5 separate regions of the Mus musculus genome follow, and regions 2, 3, 4 and 5 are each linked to region 1. A link is a loop called in an ENCODE intact Hi-C map of the cell type or tissue named here. Cell type or tissue: left cerebral cortex. All regions are shown on one strand.

Evidence for each region. A loop is a pair of places that touch in the nucleus more often than their neighbours do. Peaks named below come from ENCODE experiments on the same cell type or tissue, not always from the same donor. Only the 100,000 strongest peaks of a DNase experiment are listed, where the experiment ranks them.
Region 2: it touches region 1 in a loop (7-fold over the local background); 2 of 42 quality-filtered maps call a loop at or near these places.
Region 3: it touches region 1 in a loop (2.5-fold over the local background); 4 of 42 quality-filtered maps call a loop at or near these places.
Region 4: a loop joins it to region 1, with 2.4 times the contacts of the local background. A loop is called at or near these places in 3 of 42 quality-filtered maps.
Region 5: it touches region 1 in a loop (5-fold over the local background); 6 of 42 quality-filtered maps call a loop at or near these places.

What each region holds. Positions count from the first base shown.
Region 1 is chr13:109,114,133-109,118,132 of GRCm38, forward strand. The region is part of intron 3 of Pde4d (phosphodiesterase 4D, cAMP specific); the gene reads left to right. Among named protein-coding and RNA genes, the nearest start is that of Mir582, 210 kb to the right of the region's middle. In left cerebral cortex, a CTCF peak has its summit at 2,372; DNase peaks (open chromatin) are centred at 1,159, 1,667, 2,096, 2,316 and 2 more places; H3K4me3 peaks cover 2,834 bases; H3K27ac peaks cover 1,853 bases.
Region 2 is chr13:109,168,830-109,172,829 of GRCm38, forward strand. All of the region lies in intron 3 of Pde4d (phosphodiesterase 4D, cAMP specific), which reads left to right. Among named protein-coding and RNA genes, the nearest start is that of Mir582, 150 kb to the right of the region's middle. In left cerebral cortex, no CTCF peak of the experiment used is centred here; DNase peaks (open chromatin) are centred at 2,249, 2,642, 2,806, 2,977 and 1 more place; H3K27ac peaks cover 1,480 bases.
Region 3 is chr13:109,189,765-109,193,764 of GRCm38, forward strand. The region is part of intron 3 of Pde4d (phosphodiesterase 4D, cAMP specific); the gene reads left to right. Among named protein-coding and RNA genes, the nearest start is that of Mir582, 130 kb to the right of the region's middle. In left cerebral cortex, no CTCF peak of the experiment used is centred here; a DNase peak (open chromatin) is centred at 1,612.
Region 4 is chr13:109,045,365-109,049,364 of GRCm38, forward strand. The region is part of intron 3 of Pde4d (phosphodiesterase 4D, cAMP specific); the gene reads left to right. Among named protein-coding and RNA genes, the nearest start is that of Mir582, 280 kb to the right of the region's middle. In left cerebral cortex, no CTCF peak of the experiment used is centred here; a DNase peak (open chromatin) is centred at 1,974.
Region 5 is chr13:109,208,945-109,212,944 of GRCm38, forward strand. All of the region lies in intron 3 of Pde4d (phosphodiesterase 4D, cAMP specific), which reads left to right. Among named protein-coding and RNA genes, the nearest start is that of Mir582, 110 kb to the right of the region's middle. In left cerebral cortex, a CTCF peak has its summit at 1,663 (motif pointing left); DNase peaks (open chromatin) are centred at 1,662 and 3,983; H3K4me3 peaks cover 701 bases.

The DNA.
Region 1 (4,000 bases):
TGGGCTGGAGTGATGGATCAGTGGTTAAGAGTACTAGCTGGTCTTCCAGAGGTCCTGGGTTCAATTCCCAGAAACTACATGGTGGCTCACAACCATCTGAAATGGGACCCAATGCCCTCTTCTGGTGTGCCTGCAGACAACAACAATGCACTCTACTCATATACACTAAATAAGTCTTTTAAACAATCATCTATGGGAATTATGTCAAACTGAAAATTCTGCAAATAGGGAATATGGCAAATGGTTTCTGTGAACGTAAAAGAGTTCCTGGACTTTAATTTTACGCTATGAACAAATCAAAGTCTTTTAAACACAACGGAAGTTATAGATAAAAGAAAATGTTCCTCGGTCCCATGGAAGTAGCCAACTGGCAATGAGAAGCAGGTCAGATTGGAATCATTCTGATTAACCTGGAGAAAAGGATCATAAACCGTTTGACCGTTACCATCTGCAAAGGTAGGGGTTTTAGGTGGAGTCATGGTACTACAGTTTGGGGAAGGAAATGGATGGGAAACACTTCCTTGAAATGGTTCCTGATGTTAACAAGGCTAAGAATGGTAAGGAATAAAAACCCAATTATGCTCCAGAACATTTTATTATTTTCTTTCTGTTCACATTTGGGAAGATACTGGCTCAATTCTCCTCTAGGAAATAGAATATACTTTCATCATTGTCACACTTGTGTCTTCCAAGGGAGGTGTGCTTAGTCATGTACAGTTTACATTCTTCATGGGGGAAACAGTGCTTCAGAGACATTTGCCTCCTTCCTCTCGGGACCTCCTTTCTCAGAGTCTGTGCATGGTCCAAATGTGAGCAAAATGCCCAAGGCTAAGGACTGAAGGAAAGGGACATTTCCAATCATGAGTAGCCATTACAGCTGCTCCAGGGGTCTTGTGTCCTGTGTCCAGCATTAAACTATTGCCATTTCCAGAAGAAGATGTTTGTGTATTTCATGGGCTGTTCTTACTTGTGAGCAAAGGACATCTAACTTCACTATCTTCTCTACTGCCGTTTACCTCACAGCAGCTCTACCGAGCAGTCACTGTGTAGAGGTGGTTGGGTTTTCAACACGCTGAAGCTTCCTGATTCTAAATACTCTCGTACACATTCAACCATGTTATGACTTTCTGCAGGGAACAGAATGATTAAGCTGCCGATGAGTTACTGTGAGACCTAAGTATCTGACAACTAACGGGTAGTACCATGGTGACTTCTGCAGTGACAAATGGTAGAATGAGTCGTCAGGAGCTGGCATATGATCTTTCAGTGATACAACAATCTCAAAGAAAGTACGTGAAATGTCCTCACAGTGCTATGAAATTACCTTAACGTTTAAAAAATTTTTGATATTGAAGGAAAAATGCTAATTCTAGGAGATAGAAGTTGCACACGGACTGTAGCATCAAAGGTGACTGTTTCTGTGAAATGATGGCAACAGCAGGTTTTTAAATTCTTTGGTAATAGAGCTAGGGTCTATGAAATGTGGCAGGAAAGCAAAACTGCAGCCAAGCTCGGAAGCTAGCAGCCCCTAAAGATAACCAGACATCTGTGACCAGGCTTAAGTTTGGTCAGAGAGCTCAGCTGGACTTTCCTAATCATAAGACTGTTCATCTTGATTCCCAGCTACCTCTCCTCTCCAGGACCAAAACACTAGCTGGAGTATGTCCAGAAGGAAACAGTGAGCAATTTTCCTTCTGTAGGAAAGATTCACAGAATATTTAATCCTATGGCAGAGAAATAGACTAAATTAATCTAAAATATTAGATCTTCGTGCAGATCCATTTTTTGTAGCTACACACAGACACAACGTTCCTTGCAACTTTGACAGGTAGCATCCCTTTTCTTTGGAAGCCTGCATCCTGCGACTCATTTTCAACAAGCTCTGAGAACCAGCCAGAAATCATCAAATCCATTTCTGTGAGAGGAGAGGACTTAGTCAAGCGTCGAAGAGCAAACCTCAGGGCAGTGGGGAGCAGAGAGGGAGGGAGGCGCGGGCACAGGGAGGGGAAGGATCCAGAGAGCAGGTCTGACTCCTGACTGGCTGGAGTGCTTTTGGAGAAAGTCAGAGCTCCAGCTGGTCAGTCGGGAGCTGTCCAACTTTTCAGCAGCTCTGAGATCCAGGTTCAGGTGCCCGGACTCAAGAGAAGGCTACTGCTGCGAAGAGCAGATTCTATAGAGCTAGCTGCCAACAGTCCCTAATCTCAGCGGAGGAACGAAGAGAAAAGAGAGGGGAAAAAGAAACCGACCATCAGAGAAGCCTCGCCTGCCAATCTTGGTTACTTGGGAGCATCCAGCGCGCCTTTCTGCCTCTGCTACGGAGCAAGGATCCCTGTGGCGATCGCTCCCGCTAACAGAGCCCCCTCTCGGTGGCCAGGAGCCTCTGACCGCTACAAGTCGGAAGCTGAGCCCAGCCTCTGGCGCCTCGGCAAGCGGCGGCAGCAGGAGCCGGGAGGCGCTCAGGCTGGTGTGGTGGACCCGGCGGGGCAGCGGGGCACAGAGCCGGCCAGGATGGAGGCAGAGGGCAGCAGCGTGCCGGCCCGGGCGGTCAGCGAAGAGGGCAATGACAGCGCTGGCGGGGCCGCTCTCAAAGCCCCTAAGCATCTCTGGAGGCACGAGCAGCACCACCAGTACCCGCTCCGGCAGCCCCAGTTCCGCCTCTTGCACCCCCATCACCACCTGCCCCCGCCGCCGCCACCCTCGCCCCAGCCCCAGCTGCAGCCACCGCCACCGCCCCCACTGCCACCACCCCCGCCACCACCCGGAGCTACCCGTGGTCGCTACGCCTCAAGCGGGGCCAGCCGCGTCCGGCACCGCGGCTACTCGGACACCGAGCGCTACCTGTACTGCCGTGCCATGGACCGCACCTCCTACGCGGTGGAGACAGGTCACCGGCCGGGCCTGAAGAAATCTAGGATGTCCTGGCCCTCGTCTTTCCAGGGACTCAGACGGTGAGTAGAGAGCGCCCCTCCCCCACTCAGGGAAAGGGTCACCTCCCCTCTTCTCCCACTCTGTCTGTTAACCAGTCACCACCAATCTTGGAATCCAGGGTCAAATTCAAGAAACTCAGGGAGGGTGAGCAGGGGCGTGTCTGTCCTTGCCCTAGAAGATATAATGCAGGTGTGTAATAGACGTGAAAGTAAAGTATAATCGTTCAGTGGTGTGTGTGTGTGTATGTGTGTGTGTGTGTGTGATGTGTTTTACCGGTTTATTGGTTTATTTGAGCCATGCACCTCCCTCTCCCCGCTCCTCCATCCCACCCCAGCAGTAAGATGAAACCTAATTCAGTTTGTTTCTAGTAGAGGGAGGGAGGGTGAAGGCGCGAAAGCTGGGGGTGGGGGAGGCTGCAGTGCAACCTTGGAAACCACCCATAAATCTGTCCACTCACCCCAGAAAGGAGGGATCAGCCAGGCAGATCTGACCAGAGAGTGCACACACAGGGTGTGGAAGACAGTTTGCTCGCTGCTCGCTCGCAGGGTTGCAGCACATACAGCCTGAGCACAACTCTTGTCAAGTCCAGAAGTAAATTGAACAGCAAAGGGGAGAACAAACACGTGGGTGACTTGGAGAGTTTGGAGCAAAATGTTCAGCAATCCTTAGGAGAGAGCGAGAAGGAGGAGGGATGGAAGCGAGGATGTTGTGGGAGTTACTGTGTCCGTGTGTGTCCGTGTGTGTGTATGTATGTGTGTGTGCGTGCACGCGCGCATACAACCAGAATGTGATGGATCGGTGGTCCCTGAACCATCCTCGAAAGAAAGCGCCTCATTTTAGTAGCAAGCAAGAGATAGAGATGTGATTATAGTGATTTCCCCTTAACATAAAGTGCTCCGGAAGACAGGGTAGGGAAACTACATGTCAGCTCAGAGTTTTAATAGATGCTGCGGAAAGAGTAGTGTAAAGGACAATTACAGTGGTTGAGCAATCACCTCATTCTTAACTCAAGGGTGGAGGTGGGTTTTGGTCCTATTTGGCCCTAAGGCCGTGGATCCCTTCCCACACACAC
Region 2 (4,000 bases), 55 kb after region 1:
TTCCAAGGTGATCAATAACTGACAATTACCATAAATGTGCAGTTTCCTTCACTCCCATATTCACATAAAAACTGACAAGGTTGTGTAACAAATTGTATATGCGTGCAGGTTCCGAATCCACACAGCTAACGCACTCATGAATTATTCAGTGAATCTTGCTTCAATAGGATTTCTGTGTCACTTTGATGTGTGACCAGTTTTAGATAATACATTAAACGCTATACGTTATGAGACACTCACTGGGTATATTGTTCAAACCACATCTTGTGTTGGCGACTCTGTTACGGTTCCTGCCAGTTGCCTTTCTTCAGATTTCCCTATGTATTTTAGCCATTGAACAAATATGTCCTCGCCTATCTGGGCCTGGATATTCACCATTGTCAACTATGCAAACATGAAAGGGGGGAAAAAAGCAACTACTATTGTCCTGGGGTTGCTCTTGGTGTAGAAAAAAAAAAAAAAAAAAAAAGCAAGTACCCTAAATGGGAGAAGCCCTGGGGACAGGACTTCATGGCTCAGACCTGCAGGCTGAAGAGAAGCTGCTGCAGGAAGGGAGAGCAGAAGTGGCCCAGGTTTCCATATGGCTGAGTAACAAATGAGTGTAGCCAGGGGGCTTCAAGCATCACTCGGTACCTTAGTTTCTCTGACATGGGAGTCCAGCTCAGATGACCTGGCCCCAGGGGCCTCACAGGCTGCAAGCAGGTGCTCATTCTATTCATTCACATGACTTCTGATTGAGATTTCTCCCAGGCTCCTCCACGCCATAGGCAGCAGTCAGTTCCTGGAATTATAGGACTGGTTTCCGCTTCCTTGCTGAAGGTCGATCTGGGGTTATTTCTGCTCCTGCTGCTGTCTGCTGTCCCTACCCTCTTATACCCCCCTCTCAGAATACCCATGGGCTCCTTCAAGGCCAGCAGGAGAACGTGCCCCTTTTAGGAAGGGCCTAGTTACTCAGCTGGTATTGACTTCCTCTTGAAGTCAGACCCAGCCAAGATAACCAGCCTTTCGATTAACTCAAAAGCACCTGATACAGGATTGTTGATTCCCATCCTCCATATTCTATAAACCGGTCATGGGGAGAACTGATCATTAGGCTTCCAGGCCAGTGTCTCATAAAAGAGAAGGGAATTATGTAGGCTGTATACATATGTGGACAAGAATGCTGGGGGCCCTAGCACAATTCTGGCCATACAAGAAAGCATAGTTCAATCAAGAAAATATGGCAGAAGTCCTATATAGAAAAATAGCAATTTCCAATATGAACAGACTAGATTATAATGTGTAGGTTAATAACCAGTGCATATTCTATAACACAAATATTTAAAGATCAATTTCAAAATATATTTTGAAATATGGAAAATTATATTCATAAATTACTAAGTGAGAAACTCATGATCTGTGTTTAAGCAATGTGATATCAGTTTTTTAAAAATACACGCATATACATATACAAATATGCACATATATATCATGAAAGACTATAATTAAATACATCCATGTTAGTCTTCAATATTTTGGGGGTGGGAAATGTGGATAATTTAGACAGTCCTTATCCTGTTCCTTGTTTCTAATATTATTCTCAATCAGCATCTCTTTTAATACTATGAGGCCAGGAATGGAGGTGCAGGCTTGTAATCCCATCACTGTGTAAGCAAAGGCAAGACCATCACCATGAAGTCAGTGTCAACCAAGGCTCCATAGTGAGTTAATCCAAGGCCAACCTGAGCTACAGAATGGGATATTGGCTCAAATGAAAACAACTTATTTTTGGGAATTACAAACACAAACCTCAACAGAGTTGTCTTTAAAAATCATTTGTGAGATTTTTTTTTCTTCCCCAGATATTTTGCCAGGTTGAAAGCAAGCTAAGGCATTGTCAACCTATTGGCTCAACAAATGCAATGACTAGTTGATAGAAGTAAATTCCTGACTCAGTCAAGAATGCCAAGAATTCAGGAGCTGCCCAAGAGTGTGTCTGAAGGCTAAATAACAGGTAGAAGACCAAAATTAACCTTTTCACCCATTTCCTTATATCTAGAAATCCAGGCAAGTAAAATTCCAGTTAACCCAGGGCTAATTACAAACAGTATGCAAATGACCCAAACTTTCAGTGATCAGTCAAACTCCCTGTATGGCATAGATGTTTAATCAATTATGATTGTCAGTATTCACTGGATGTAAGCTGACAGGGAGGAAAAGATGACTGGCTGGTGGAGAGATGGCTCAGGAATTAAAGAGTACTAAGTGTCATGAAGACTTGAAGAAAACCTGGCACCCTCATCTGGTCTTCATAGGTAGCAGACATGCCCATGGCACAATACAAACACACACACACACACACACACACACACAGAGAGAGAGAGAGAGAGAGAGAGAGAGAGAGAGAGAGAGAGAGAAACTAACAACTACATTTTATTTTCAAATCTTTAAAAGGAAGAAAGAGATGGCTGGAGGAAGCACATTCTATTTCCTACAATGGTACAGTCTACGCAGGAACAGTTTTAAGCAGAGATAACCTACACAATATCACATCCAGGATTACTCTCAGGTGTCCGCCTGGGAGAGGAAGAAAGACAACCAGAAGGGAGGTGGGAAATCAGAAACATTGACAACCTAGTTCTTCAGACACAGCTTCAAGTTTCAAGAGAGCAGTTAACAGCAAAGGGGAAAAAGTATTTTTAGATGTTGTTTGGGAGGTGAAAGGATTTTTCTGGGGGAGGGGAGAGAAGGGGGCAGGAAATGGGCAGATGAGATTTTTTTTTTTTTCTGGCACTGCAAAATCTCAGAGATTTTTGACTTGCAATATGACAAAATGAGGTTTTCATCTCTCTTGCTTAAAAAAAGGAAGGAAAGAAAGAAGGAAAGGAGGACACACTAGAAAATGTCAATGTGAGACATAAACAGACCACATTTCTAATTCATGGCAAGGTGGCTAAAATAACAATTCTTAAAATACGTATCTTAAAATTAGATTTTTGACCTTCGATAGGGCTTATCACGCTATTTATACTGTGGCAGTAGGAGCTGCTTCTTCAGTGGCCGCCTCATCAAAGGCATGACTCATGCTTCCTAAAGCATTTACGCCATATGTTTCCTGGGGTAAAAGAAAAAAAATGCATATTTTTTATACAATTACCGAAACCTGAACAGAAACACTAGGAATCATTTAAAAGATGCTTTTGGAAGCATGTCAAAAGTTGATTTGTGAAAACTAACATTTCATTAGACATTTGGCTGGAACGGTCATTAGGTCATTTATGACTATAAACAAGCAATTGTACTGTTGTCTACCTTCATCACAAAGGGAAAAAAATAGATTAAAAGAACTGTTTAGCAGCAGAGCACAGGTAGGAATGAAACATGCTCTATATTCAGAAATTTTAAAACATTCTAAACGACCTGAAATGAATCATTTTAACATTGAAAGAAGGAAAAAAAATAAGTTGACTGACATTTGGTGGCATTCTGTGTGTGTACAAGTCCTGACTCTGAGGTAATGAGACACATCATTTTATAGCCATTTGAAATTGAAATGGACATAACATGATTATTAGCCCTTTGCTCAAATATATTTATGCAATATAAAAGCTGTACTGAAAAAGTCCTGGGGGGGGGTGATTTCCGTTTAAGGGCTGGGAAAATTCTCTTTTTAATACAACAGATGTCTATCAGAGTTCCAAATAAGGAACCCTAATTTCCCACGTGCCGTTCAAAGCAGTTGTCATTTCCTTTCCTTCTATGCATGTCATATATTCTCCATCACAGTTACCTGGTCCCTGGACTCCCTGTCCCGAGCTGCACTCTCATATTGTCACGAATGCCAGGAACCAGTGTTCTTGTCACCAGCAGCCTGGGAGACTAGGGACATCCCCTCACTTCTCCTGTAGACTCTATGCCTACTGATTTGATTCTGCATCCTTAGCATCCTGCAGACAGTGCCTAACCATGCCTTCTCATAATATGGTCCAGCCCTCCCTCCATCCTCCTCTCCTCACTAATG
Region 3 (4,000 bases), 76 kb after region 1:
ATGCATTAATCCAGTCAGATCCACGGTGGCCAGGAGAGAAACAGCTAATAAATGTTCTGAAAAACCAGCTGGGAGGCCTTCCTCTCTGCTGCTCCTTTTCCAGTCCAATTACAGGTGAAAAGATGCTATCTATCAGCGTGTCGTTTAAATTCAAATATAGAAAAGGTCTGTCGATTCTCTTTCATGGGCTTCTTGCCAAGATGAGAGAGTTGCCCACTGAGAGCTATATTGATGTTTTCACTGAAGCTCACGGTACTGATAAACAGTGAACGTGTCAGGGAACTGAATAACATTGGAGCCCGGTAATGTTAAAACTGAGAAGTTCAGGTGTATGTCCTCTTATCTTGGAACTTCAAGACAAAACCCACACCAAAGCAGAATTCTAAAATTAACAGCAAACACGATCTTCCCAGATGTTAGAAGAAGATGCGTTCTAGATGTTCATGTTCCGGTGAATTATGGAGGGCACCAGGGTGATGTCTCTGACTTTTTAATTAATAAAGGAAACACAAGTACCTGTTAAAACTACTTAGAAAGACTATTAAAAACTTGGGATATGAAAGGATACATGTGTGAAAGATGTCTTAATGTAGACACCAGCAAAGTGTTTCTAGATATTGCTAATAGTTTGGGATCCTTTTTAGTGAATAGGTGCGTCAAAATACGCCATTTGTTTTGTGGTTTAACCAAACCCTTAAGATGTAATTGCAGAGAAACTTGTTTTTCTTTCTTGGGGGGGTGGGGGTGGGGTTGCTGTTAAGCTGAAGGGTGGAGCCAGTGGAATTTGGGGAAACAGCTGCGGTTGAAGGAGGACTGCCAAACTCTCACAGCTGGCTGCAGAAACATTGATTATAAAGATAGCGGGCAAGTAATCCAGATAATTATATGTGTTAAGTAATTTACATAATTGGGCATATATACAAATGGATTTCTTCACTGAGTTATTGTTTTAACAGGAAAAAAATGAATCTACTAGTGGTAGACTATTTGATCAAGAGCTTAAGTGTTAATAAACCAAAAAAAAAAAAAAATGCAGGTGTTCTTGGACTAGGGATGTAGCTTGACGATGCTTGCTTAGCACACATGAAGCCCTCAGTTTGTATTCACACACACATACACAGAGAGAAAGAGGGGGGAGAGGGAGAGAAAAAGAGAGAGAGACGGGGAGGGGGGAGAACCAGAATGTGAGCTTTTAAAAGTTTCTTTATTAGATATTTTATTTACGTTTCAAATATTATCCTCTTTCCTGGTTTCCCCCCCCCCCGAAAGCCCCCTATCCCCTCCTTAGATACTCCATTTCCAGTTATGACTGAGCTTCTCCACTCTCTCTTTCTCTCTCTCTCTCCCTCCCTCCCTCTCCGTCTGTGTGTGTGTGTTCCTCTTACTTACACTCTATGCTTAGCCTAATCCTTTGTTACATACTTTCTTTGGGACCACTCTATGAACAACAGCACAAGAACACCTGGCTAAGTAAATACTCAGTGTGAAGGGTGACAAGTGTTACATGTGACTTCTCTCAGTACCACATTTATTTACGCAGCATGTCTTGCCTCCTCTCCAAGCCTTCGCCTAGGAATCTTTCCCAAAGAAGTCCTCCACTTCAACAGCCGCCTGGATGAATCACAGCTAGCACTTACAAAGAAGCCTGTTGGCCTACTCTTTTTTAGACATCACTTATGTTTAGTCCACATGGAACAGTGCTGTATCCCTAGGACTGGTGAGATGGAACCTTCTCTTCTGCTCGGATCTGAACTGCATCACTGCCTCAGTCTCCAAGTTGTATATGGGAGATGTTGGATGAGGGTTAGGTCAGTGCCTTTGACCCTTTAAACGACCCTTGGTCAGATCTACCCATCCACACATGCCAGCTAGTGAAGAGAGATTTGAACAAGCCACAAGTTAAAGCGATGCAGAGGAGAGGAGGGGAGAGGCTGAAGGAGAATCTCCAAGGTGACCCCCAAACTCTTCAAAATGTATTATCAAAATCATCTTTTTCTAGTACTACCTTGGTCATCTTTGGTTTTGTTTAGTTAGGTACCCAACCCTAACTTCCTCGAGTCCTTGCCTCTTTTAAAGAGGAAAATCATGTTCCTATGGCTGGACTTGGCAGATCTACTTTTATAGTTTCAAGTTTCCCTGTCAGTATCTTCACAGTTACTCAAGTGCTAGGTTCTCTCCCCCTTTCCCCTGCACTTATGAATTGCACTAGATTTAAAAACAAACAAAAACAAAGCAAAAGAAAAAACTTGTCACTGTGTTTTCTTTTTCTTTGGATGGAAATAATTTTTATGAATTACTTTGCTTTAACCACTTTTTATTTCCTTTCCTTAAGCCCTGTTCTATCAAAAACATTTATATTTTCTATTAGGCACATCATTTCCCCTAATCTGTATAAGTGTTATGTGAAGATAATAAGCTAATAAAGGCAATAAAACCTCAATTTCCTGTCTTAGTACAAGTGGAAATGACCTGACATAATTTGAAGAGTATGATTTTTTTTATTTTAATTCGTTTTCTTCATGTGGATCATTTCAATAGCACCTTTTGTGATATTATTTTTCAGCCACACTATTTCAAACAAGAAATTAGATGCTTTTTGTGAAGATTAAGTTCAGGTTGAGCCTCTTAAATGCCCAGCTGCCGTCCGTGGTCTTTTTCTCCACTGCTCCTCATGGCATTCAGCGGACTCTCTCCTAATGAGACTTCCACTGGACCTCGTCTGACTCCCACTTCTGTCTCTGAGCTTCCTTCTAAGTCCTTTTTTCCTAATGAGCATTTTCTGTCTTTCAATTAACATGTTTATGCTGAGGAGTAAAATGGAGTAAGAATCAGACAAAATGTGAACTGTGTAAACAGACATTGGATGGCTTAGTTAGTCACCAAGGTGCCGTGTGTGTGTGTGTGTGTGTGTGTGTGTGTGTGTGTGTGTGTGTATGTGTGTGTGTGTGTGTGTGTGTGGCCTCGAAAGTTAAATGTGGGAATGATAATCTTGAAGGTGAATTTCATCATCTGTGAAGAGGTAGACATATTTCTGAAATGCAGTGACATTTAACACGTCTGTGTTTCTACAATGGAATACTTCTTTCGGATAGTAAAGTTATTCTGTGGTTTTCAGAAGTTGGATAGTTGAATGGATTGGTGACTTGCTCAGTTTAAGTTGTGCTTCACTCAATCTACAGGATTGCTGTCTGCCTTTAATGAAGCAGGCTACTTGCTGTTCTCCCATTTTAATTGCAATGGTCCACTCTGCTTTATATCTTTACACTTTTACTGTGTGTGTGTGTGTGTGTGTGTGTGTGTGTGTGTGTGTGTGTGTGTGTGTGTGACTTGTCTGTCTGGCAGAAACTGAACCTTAACAGCAAGAACAAAAATAAATGGTGCATGGGGGGTTGAAGGGGAGGCTAAAAATCAAGTTATATATACTATCAAAACCCTTTTATCGAACCTTAACCTCAAATTCAAATCTGGTAATTTATTTTATGCCTAAATTGGGAATTAGCCATGTCCAAAAATCAAAATCAATCTCTCTCTCTCTCTCTCTCTCTGTTTGTATGTGCACTCACACACACGCATATGCACACATGTGTGTATGGGTGCTTGCTTGTCTGGTTGGACTCAAGTCCATTAGTTACTATCCTTGCTGTCAGTGACATTCCTAGAGACCGTCCCTGTGCTGGGGAGGATGTTTGAACGTGTCAATGGAAGAACACTGAGAGCCTCTCTAAGTCTAATAGTCAGACAATGGCCTCATTGTCTATCTCTGTTTGGCACTAATTGATAACAGCTTTTCTTGATAGGAGTCTAATCTTCCTTTTCTATTAAAAATAAAGAGCCTTGTTATTCCCACTTCCCAGTTATTGCTTCTAGGCCTGTGATTGCCTTCCTGGCAAATATTGTACAAAGAAATTGATATGTATGATTCTGCCAAAACGAGACTTCCATGTGATAGGCAAGACTCAAAACTAGGCTCTTTGATATTTAATACTTTTCAAATATCCAC
Region 4 (4,000 bases), 69 kb before region 1:
GACCAAGTAATCTAATATTACAGCAACAAAATAATTTTGGATGGCTCCTAATTTACATTTAAATCATTCTCATGGAGGCATTATTGTAAGCATAAACAAAGAGATTACTTTGAGCAACAAAGGCCTTTACACCTGAGAAATACATTAACTATAACATTTCAAATTATGGGTTTTAGTAAACATATCTAAAAAGGCATTATATGGATTGGAATAGCTTTGCTTCTGGAATTTATTTTTCTAATAGTCTGTCTGAAAAGGAACAGTGCTAGCCTTCTTTCTCTGGGTGAGTTGTGGAATAGGATACTTAGTGGGAGCCAGTTAGAGCTGAGAACAATGGAATTTCCAAGTCAAGAGCCATGTGATTGTTTTATTGTAATTTTTATTAAAGCTATTCTGTGACAGTTCCATATGTGTGTGTGATGCACTCTGGTTGCTTTCACTCCTTCTCCTCCCTTATTTCTCTCCACTCCATCAGGTCTCCTCCCATACTCCCTCTCTCATATTTGCGTACTTTTGTTTTGTAACCACTGTATATAAATAACTAGGAGCAGCGTCCTGCGTGACCATGGGTTTAGAAGTGTCCCTTTGAGCGTGGCAAGCTCTCTAGTGGGTGCTCAATTAAGGCCAGTGCCTGCACCTTCCACAGAGTAGATGTAACCAATGAGTTAGCAGAGAGGGAAGGGCCCTGTGCATTCCTCCCCAGCCCCAATTGACTAATGGCAGACTCAACCCTGCATGCATAAGAGATAGGACTAAGATCCTGGCTTAAGACATTGAATGATGAAGGCAATCACAGGTGATAAAAGGAGTCAAATTTCACAACTATCTGGGAGCAAACAAGAGCCTTGTAGTATGGGAAGGGACATGCTCCGTTACAGTACTCTAGTTGTGAATACATGCTAGGTACTTGGAATTTATACTGAAATGCTTATTGGATTGACTAATTTACTTTAAACCTACAGGTTTCAAGGTGTTTTGTTTTCATAACAGAATAAACCAAGATCAAAATCTCAAGAAAAGATTGGATTATAACTTATATATTCATTGTTAATTGAAATGGTACCAATGGACGCTTCCAAGTGCCCTATCCTGAGGTTATCACAACAAAATCTAGAAGCTTCTTTCATATTGATTACATATTTTATTTGACTCATCTCAATGAGTGGAGAACATAGATTTTTAAAATATATTCTCTATATATTTTATTAGTATAGGGACCCCAAAATATGTTTTTCTTGTTCATATTGCTTAGTATCTCTGCTGAGAATGTATAGCCTTATGGACTCTGTCAAAATCGAGTTAAGAAATCATTACGGTGGGACTAGAGGGATGGTTCACTGGTTAGGAGGACTTCTTCCCTTTGCAGAGGACCCAGGTTGCAAAGGACATTGGTAGCTCACAACCATCTGTGACTCCACTTCCAGAGGACATGGCACCTTCTACTGACCTCTACAGGAGCCAGGCTTACACACGATCCACAGGCATTCATGCAGACAACACTCATGATATAAAATTCATTTTTTAAAGAAACGGTTGTGGAAATAGAAGATTGAGATTTGATTCCCAGAGTTCAGTCCTGTTAATCAGTAGAGGAAGCTGGCCATCTTAGAGGTGTTGACAAGATTAAAAACAAACAAAAGCAATGCAGAGTGCATCACCTCATTGTGAATAGAGCTGTGTTTCTTACCTGAACAATAGAATGGCACATTTTAGCAGAAAGCATAATTAAAGTAGGGGTACTCTCCGTGTAGATGGAGTATAACTTAGTGATGAAAATCCAAACCAGAGAACATTAAGTGTGGTTATTCACAATCTCATTTGTTGTGCTGGGGAACAGATTTGTCTTCTCAACTCTGGGGTTAAATTAGGATAGAGAATGTGTGTGTTGGAAGGCAGCCTGTTTCTCCGTTCTGCTGTCTTATGGCTTTTGGTATGGCTCAATGCCATTGTGTTCTAGTAAAAATTACCATTTGATGGACTGCTGGGAGAGCAGGCAGGGAGTGGGGGTGTGAGAAGCGTGGGCGAGTCCCTACAAATGTGAAAAGAATGGTTCCTTAGTCGTGTTTGGGAGCGTTGCTCAAAATTCTTCACGTTCACGGAGTGAAGCATTAAGGAATTAGAATATTTCTTTTTAAAAACAGGGAACTAGAACTAATGTCTGTTCCTCTGAGGCAGGCTTTCGTCCATGTATGAAAGCATTATCTTAAGAACTCCTTTGGCGTATTGGAAGGTCTCTGATGCATTACATAAAGAGAAGTAGGAGTGGACCTTGCTTCCCAAAGCCTTGCCCTCTACTTAAGCACTGTGACCCCCGATGGAGGAGAGTGATAACTTGAGTCTCTTTCTACAGCATCTGAATAGCTAGATCTACCAGGGCAGATTGTACACATAATCTTCTCCACTCTCTTTCTTTCTTTCTTTCTTTCTTTCTTTCTTTCTTTCTTTCTTTCTTTCTTTCTTTTTTCTTCTGCAGAAAGTGTTCAGCTCTGTAAAGTAGACAGTGGCTGAAATTTGGAGCTGAGATCAGCTTAGCTGCATTGTCCCCCTGAAGTGCAAAATTTAAAAAGTGTTCATAGCAAGTTAGTATTTGTAGTGAGAAAGAAACCACTACAGATTTTAAATAGAATGTGGCTTATATTATAAATATCATGAATCATTTTAAAAACTGTGTTTTGTTAGCTGTAACACAGTTCTATAACTTTTACTCTAGACTTCAACTACATGCTCTTTGATGGATTCTTCAAGTGAAACTTAATGTACCCTGTATAAACACATTAAAAAGAAAAAGTCAAGCCTTTCTCAAGTATGGCTTATTTTTAAATTATTATTAGTTAAAAAATGGTAACTTTGTATAAATTATGAAAGCAGGTGTCAAGTTTTAAGAAATTTTTACCATGTATTGTATGAATGAACTAAGTGATTTCAGAGCATTTGCAGGGTGTGTTTGTGGGGATAGTGATTAGTGCGATGTATCTTCTCATTCGGTGAATGCTTTGTCATCCAGGTCTTGGCTATGTGTCATAACATAAATCCAGGTCTTCTTCATTAATGTCAGTATGCCATGTCAAATTAGAAAAAATAAATAAACTTTTCTCAATATGTTAATTTGATTCACCCTCTCATGATTAATTAAATTGTCAAGCTTTTCCTGGTAGTCATTTTTCTTAAAAACCTCTCTCTCTCACTCTCTCTCTCTCTCTCCCTCTCTTCTCTCTCTCTCTCTCTCTATGTGTGTGTGTGTGTGTGTGCGTGCGTGTGAGTGTACATATGCATGTATGTGTGTGTTTCTGATTACCCCCTTTGAAATTATCTGGGAAAATGGTTACAGTTTTCTTCCTGGTATATTTCTTGATTTCATCAGTCAGCTTTATTACACTTTTCATATTTCAATAACAAGATTCAAAATTTCATCTCAATGATTTGTTTTTTACATTTCTTTAATAAATGAACTTAAAGATAAAAAAGGTACTATTCAGACACATCTGTATTGAGTTCAATAATTCCCCACCAGTATTATTGAGAGATTCCAAACATTTCTCCAACTCCACTGTATGCTTGCTATTGGGAGGCCATTTGTTTTAGTATTTCTGCAGCATATGATTGAATGAGCACATGGACCAGATGCATTCTCAGAGGTACTGATGATGCTTATGTAGGCAGAATCCCCAACTTAAACCAAAGTGTCCTCTGCTCCTCCTGCTTTTCTGAAACTCCCAAGACACACACACGCACACACACACATGCACACACACACACACACACACGCACACACACACGCACACACACGCACGCGCACACACACACACACACACACGCACACGCACACACACACACACACACACACACACACGCACACACACACATGCACACATACACACACGCACACACACACACGCGCGCACGCACACACACACACACACCACTTGCCTTTCTCGTATGCCTCGTTCATGCTGCTTTTGTTTTTAGTGCCTACATCCCCCTCTAAAATATTGTTTCTTTT
Region 5 (4,000 bases), 95 kb after region 1:
GGAGAGTGTAAATTCCTTTGTTCATTTTGGTTTTAAGTTCATGTAGTCATTTGGATGAGATTTAGGATGTCACCTCTCTCCCACTGTCCTCCTGCTCAGACACTCTTGTCCACCTGTCCACCCCTTTCAGTTCCCCGGGTTGCAACTCAAAGGAGGGCAGCGGATCTTGTACTTCTGTTGATCTTCAAGAGATTCATTGTCCATCACTCCCTCTGTGCTTCCCTAGTGCTGAGAATTTCCCCACAGGTATCTGCTTCCTTCAGAAACACTGCTTTATCTGTAACATCTCTCACTTGCGTTATTAGTTAGGGTCTATACAGAATAAATGGAGTATGTAGCTAAGACTCTAAGGACTATTCTTGGCTACATTCGCAGTCCTTTCTTGCGAAAATTATTACCGTGGTTCTCTTCAGCAATTCTTTTATTGCTAACAACCCTTTCCCAACTCTGCCATGGTTTTACGTCTTCCCATTGATCTGAGCCTGAGGACTTCTCCCTTACACTCCAAACTCTTTTCACCACACTGAGAACTAAATCTCCAAACAAAAGCAGGCTTTCCCACATTGCACATTGTGGCTTGTCCCTGTAGAGAGCCCTAAGCACCTTGCTTGAAGCTCAAACGGAAGCCACGCCCATCCTGTGGCTGGGGACCCAGGCCATTTCCTTTGTTTGGTATAACTCTCAACTAGAAGCAGAAAAACAAACAGTTGTGTCCCCTGCCCTCTGAGTTCATTCCCAACACCGACATTGCCCTCCAAGATCATGTCCAACACCGAAGTCTCTGGGTATGGTTTGAATGTCTCTCCCGTTGGCCTCATATGTCTGGGTGTGACTCACTGGAAACGACAACAGACAGTGACTTCATCCAATTCCTGATACACATTTGAGGAAGCAGGTACTTGTGGCTGGCCAGTCCTGGATTGAAGTTTCTTTAACTGGAATTATTATTTCCATGTGGCTCACTGAAAAGTATCGTAGATCTAGTGCAAAGGTCAACATACCTCTTCTCTAAGAGGGCCTGATCATAAACATTTTAAGCTTTGGGACTAAGGAGATCTCTCAGTTGGTAAAGTGGTTTCCAAGCATGAAGACTTGAGGTCAAATCCTAGAACCCATATTACACCAAACAAACCTAAACTGGACACGTGGTATAGGCTATGCTTGTAATCCTGGTGCTGATGAGGACAACTAGTTAGTCACTCTAGCCTGCATAAGAGGGAGCCCCAGGTCACTGAGAGACCCCCATCTCAAATAACAAAGTAGTTATGCTTGAAGAATGATGGCCATGGTTATGTTCTGACTTCCACATGCACATTTACACATCAGCAATAGTAACATAAACACATAAAAATCAGATGGATGGATGGATGGATGGATGGATGGATGGATGGATGGATGGATAGATAGATAGATAGATAGATAATAAAGTGTGTGCTTTAAAAACACAGTCTCCAAGTCTTTAACTGGCTAACTTGATTCTTTCCTGAGTCCTGTAGCTTTAATTGCTCTTGTTAATGAGTAGAACTGTGTGTCTAGCTTTGTGTTATCCCCCATGACGTTTTTTTCTCCCCTCGTTGGACTGAATTTCAGAATTTTAGAGGCAGTTTTCAAACATTTCAACTGTGCATCTGCTCCATTAGGTGACCTGCAGTGCCGCCCTGTGGCCAATGTGATGTCTGCAGCCACAGTCCTTGGTTGAAACTGGGATTCAACCACTTAGATTGTAACCAAATACAGGTTATCTAGAAAATCCACACAGTTTACTTTTGCTAAGAATGGGGGGGTCACTTTTTGCGCACTTTCCCAAGTTGCTTTATTGAATATTATATTTTTACTCCTTGCCCTACAGTCAGATAGTCAGATTTTCTCATCATTTGTGGGAAGAGGTACCTAAAAACAATTTATCACCCTAGAAATTATTACAGCAAATAAATCTACCTTTTAGAGTAATTATTAAGATTGATTCTAAGTTTCTGGTAAAAAACTAGCCAATAGCTGTGGGTGTGGGGTGGGAGGGAGTCTGTGTGTATATGTGTATGTGTGAGTGTGTGTGTGTGTGTGTGTGTGTGTGTGTGTGTGTGAGTTGGATGGTAAGATGTGATGAGCTATGGAGGTAAACACTTTAGTTCATCTCCACAGTTGCTCCCTGATACTAACCTTTATGATCTATGCACACATGTGTTTTCTATGCTTTGGGTGGGGGTGGGGGGGAGAGTCAGTGTCTTAGCAGTGTCTTAGGGCTGTAGAACCAACATCAGCAATGCTCCTCCCATTACTATACAACAGGACTGGTCCATTAAAAGGCTGGCCTGCTGAGTGACTTTTACCCAAACTCTCTGCTGCTCTAAAGGAGGCAAAACCAAACCAAACCAAAAACCAAACAAACAAAAGCAACAGCAACAACAAACAAGAACAAAAATCATAGCGGTGCATTTAGCAAAAAACCAGTAAGCAAGCATCAAAACAGACTGTGACTGGACCAGAAGTAAATACCCACGAAGAATCACTTAAATACAGACAGGTAGTGCTTAGTAATAAATCACAGACCATCTTAACAGCAAGCCTTACAGGCGTAGAAAGGATAGACGAGTTCACTGTTATCAGAATTTAGGAATATTACATCATGTCACAGGGTGAACGAACTGCAGCTTAACCCAGCATGAAGGTGAGCAACGTTCAGCACTTGCCCTCTGGTATTTCTCCTGCTATTGCCTGGGAGAGCCACTTCAGCTGCTAATAAGAGGGTGCTTCCGGTGCCTCAGACTGTATGAGAGATCACTTATGGGGAATGGGGGGTGGGGGAGAAGAGGCAGCCAAAGGGAAACTCCTTGGGGCTGTTAAAACCATGCTTTCTAAAGTCACACGCGTGAAAAGAAATGGTACAACCAGAAAAACCTGTGACCAGGTGACATAAGGGACAGTCGAGCACCTATTGGAACAGGATTTAGCATCCCCCTATGCCTGGCCACAGGGATCGGGGAAAGCATTCTGCTTTCCAAGCCTAAAGTCTTGGAACTCACCCAGATCTAAGGGAGTGGACATCTAAACGTGAGAAATCCTTTTGCAAACGGCTCAGGAGCAGCGCCCCAGTCACTGCAGGGAGGTTTGGTTATTTCTGTTTGTACAAATGAGAACTGCGTGAGAAAAGCCCCGCGCCTTGATGGGGGATACTTAGGAAGGGGCCACACGGGAGAATCCAAACCGAAACCTCTGGGGCTGAGGTTCCCGCAGTTCTCATCCGGACCCATGGCTTCCCTGTTGCCAGGGAAGAGGCTGGCTCAGGCAGGCAGATCATCTATGGGAGAGAAGATGACGCTCACTGTGCCTGAGGTCAGGACAGCCGATTGCTTTTTGGATAGCCTGGACTTCTGCGGCAACATTTGTGCCACAGGAAACAGTGCCGTTTCCCTTGAGGCCAAGTTCCCCTTAGCTCTGTCGGTGACCTTCACTATCCATGGCTTACCATTCTCCAAATCCCTCCTAACTACCCCCCACTGCCTCTTTCTTGCCACCTTCTTTCCCAATTATGCGTTTGGGGAAAGAGGCCCTCTTACCAAGTGAATCCGTTGCCACAGACATTAACACAGCCTCAGGTATTTAAGGTCAATACGCACCAAAAATGTTCCCACGTTTCACTGACCAAGACCATGCATCAACCTTGACCAAAATGCAGGTTAAGTTGGGGAGGTTAGAGGGCAGAGTAACCAGGAGAATGGGGGAAAGTCCTCTGTGGATCTGATGTGGTGACACGGGGGCTGACCGATAAGGAAGACGACACCAACAGGATTCAAACTAATGGAATCCAATCAGTGGGCACTGACTCCAGGTGACGATTCTTGAGAGCTGAGTTAGAGCTGAGGCACTCCGACAGGCTTTCATTTGCTAGATAGTTGCCACTTTCGTGCTCGAACATAAAAACCAACCGTCATTTTACAGTTTGGCAATGTTTGACCTGCGTTAGTTTAGTAGTAACACCCAAAGGATAAATAAGCAACAAAGA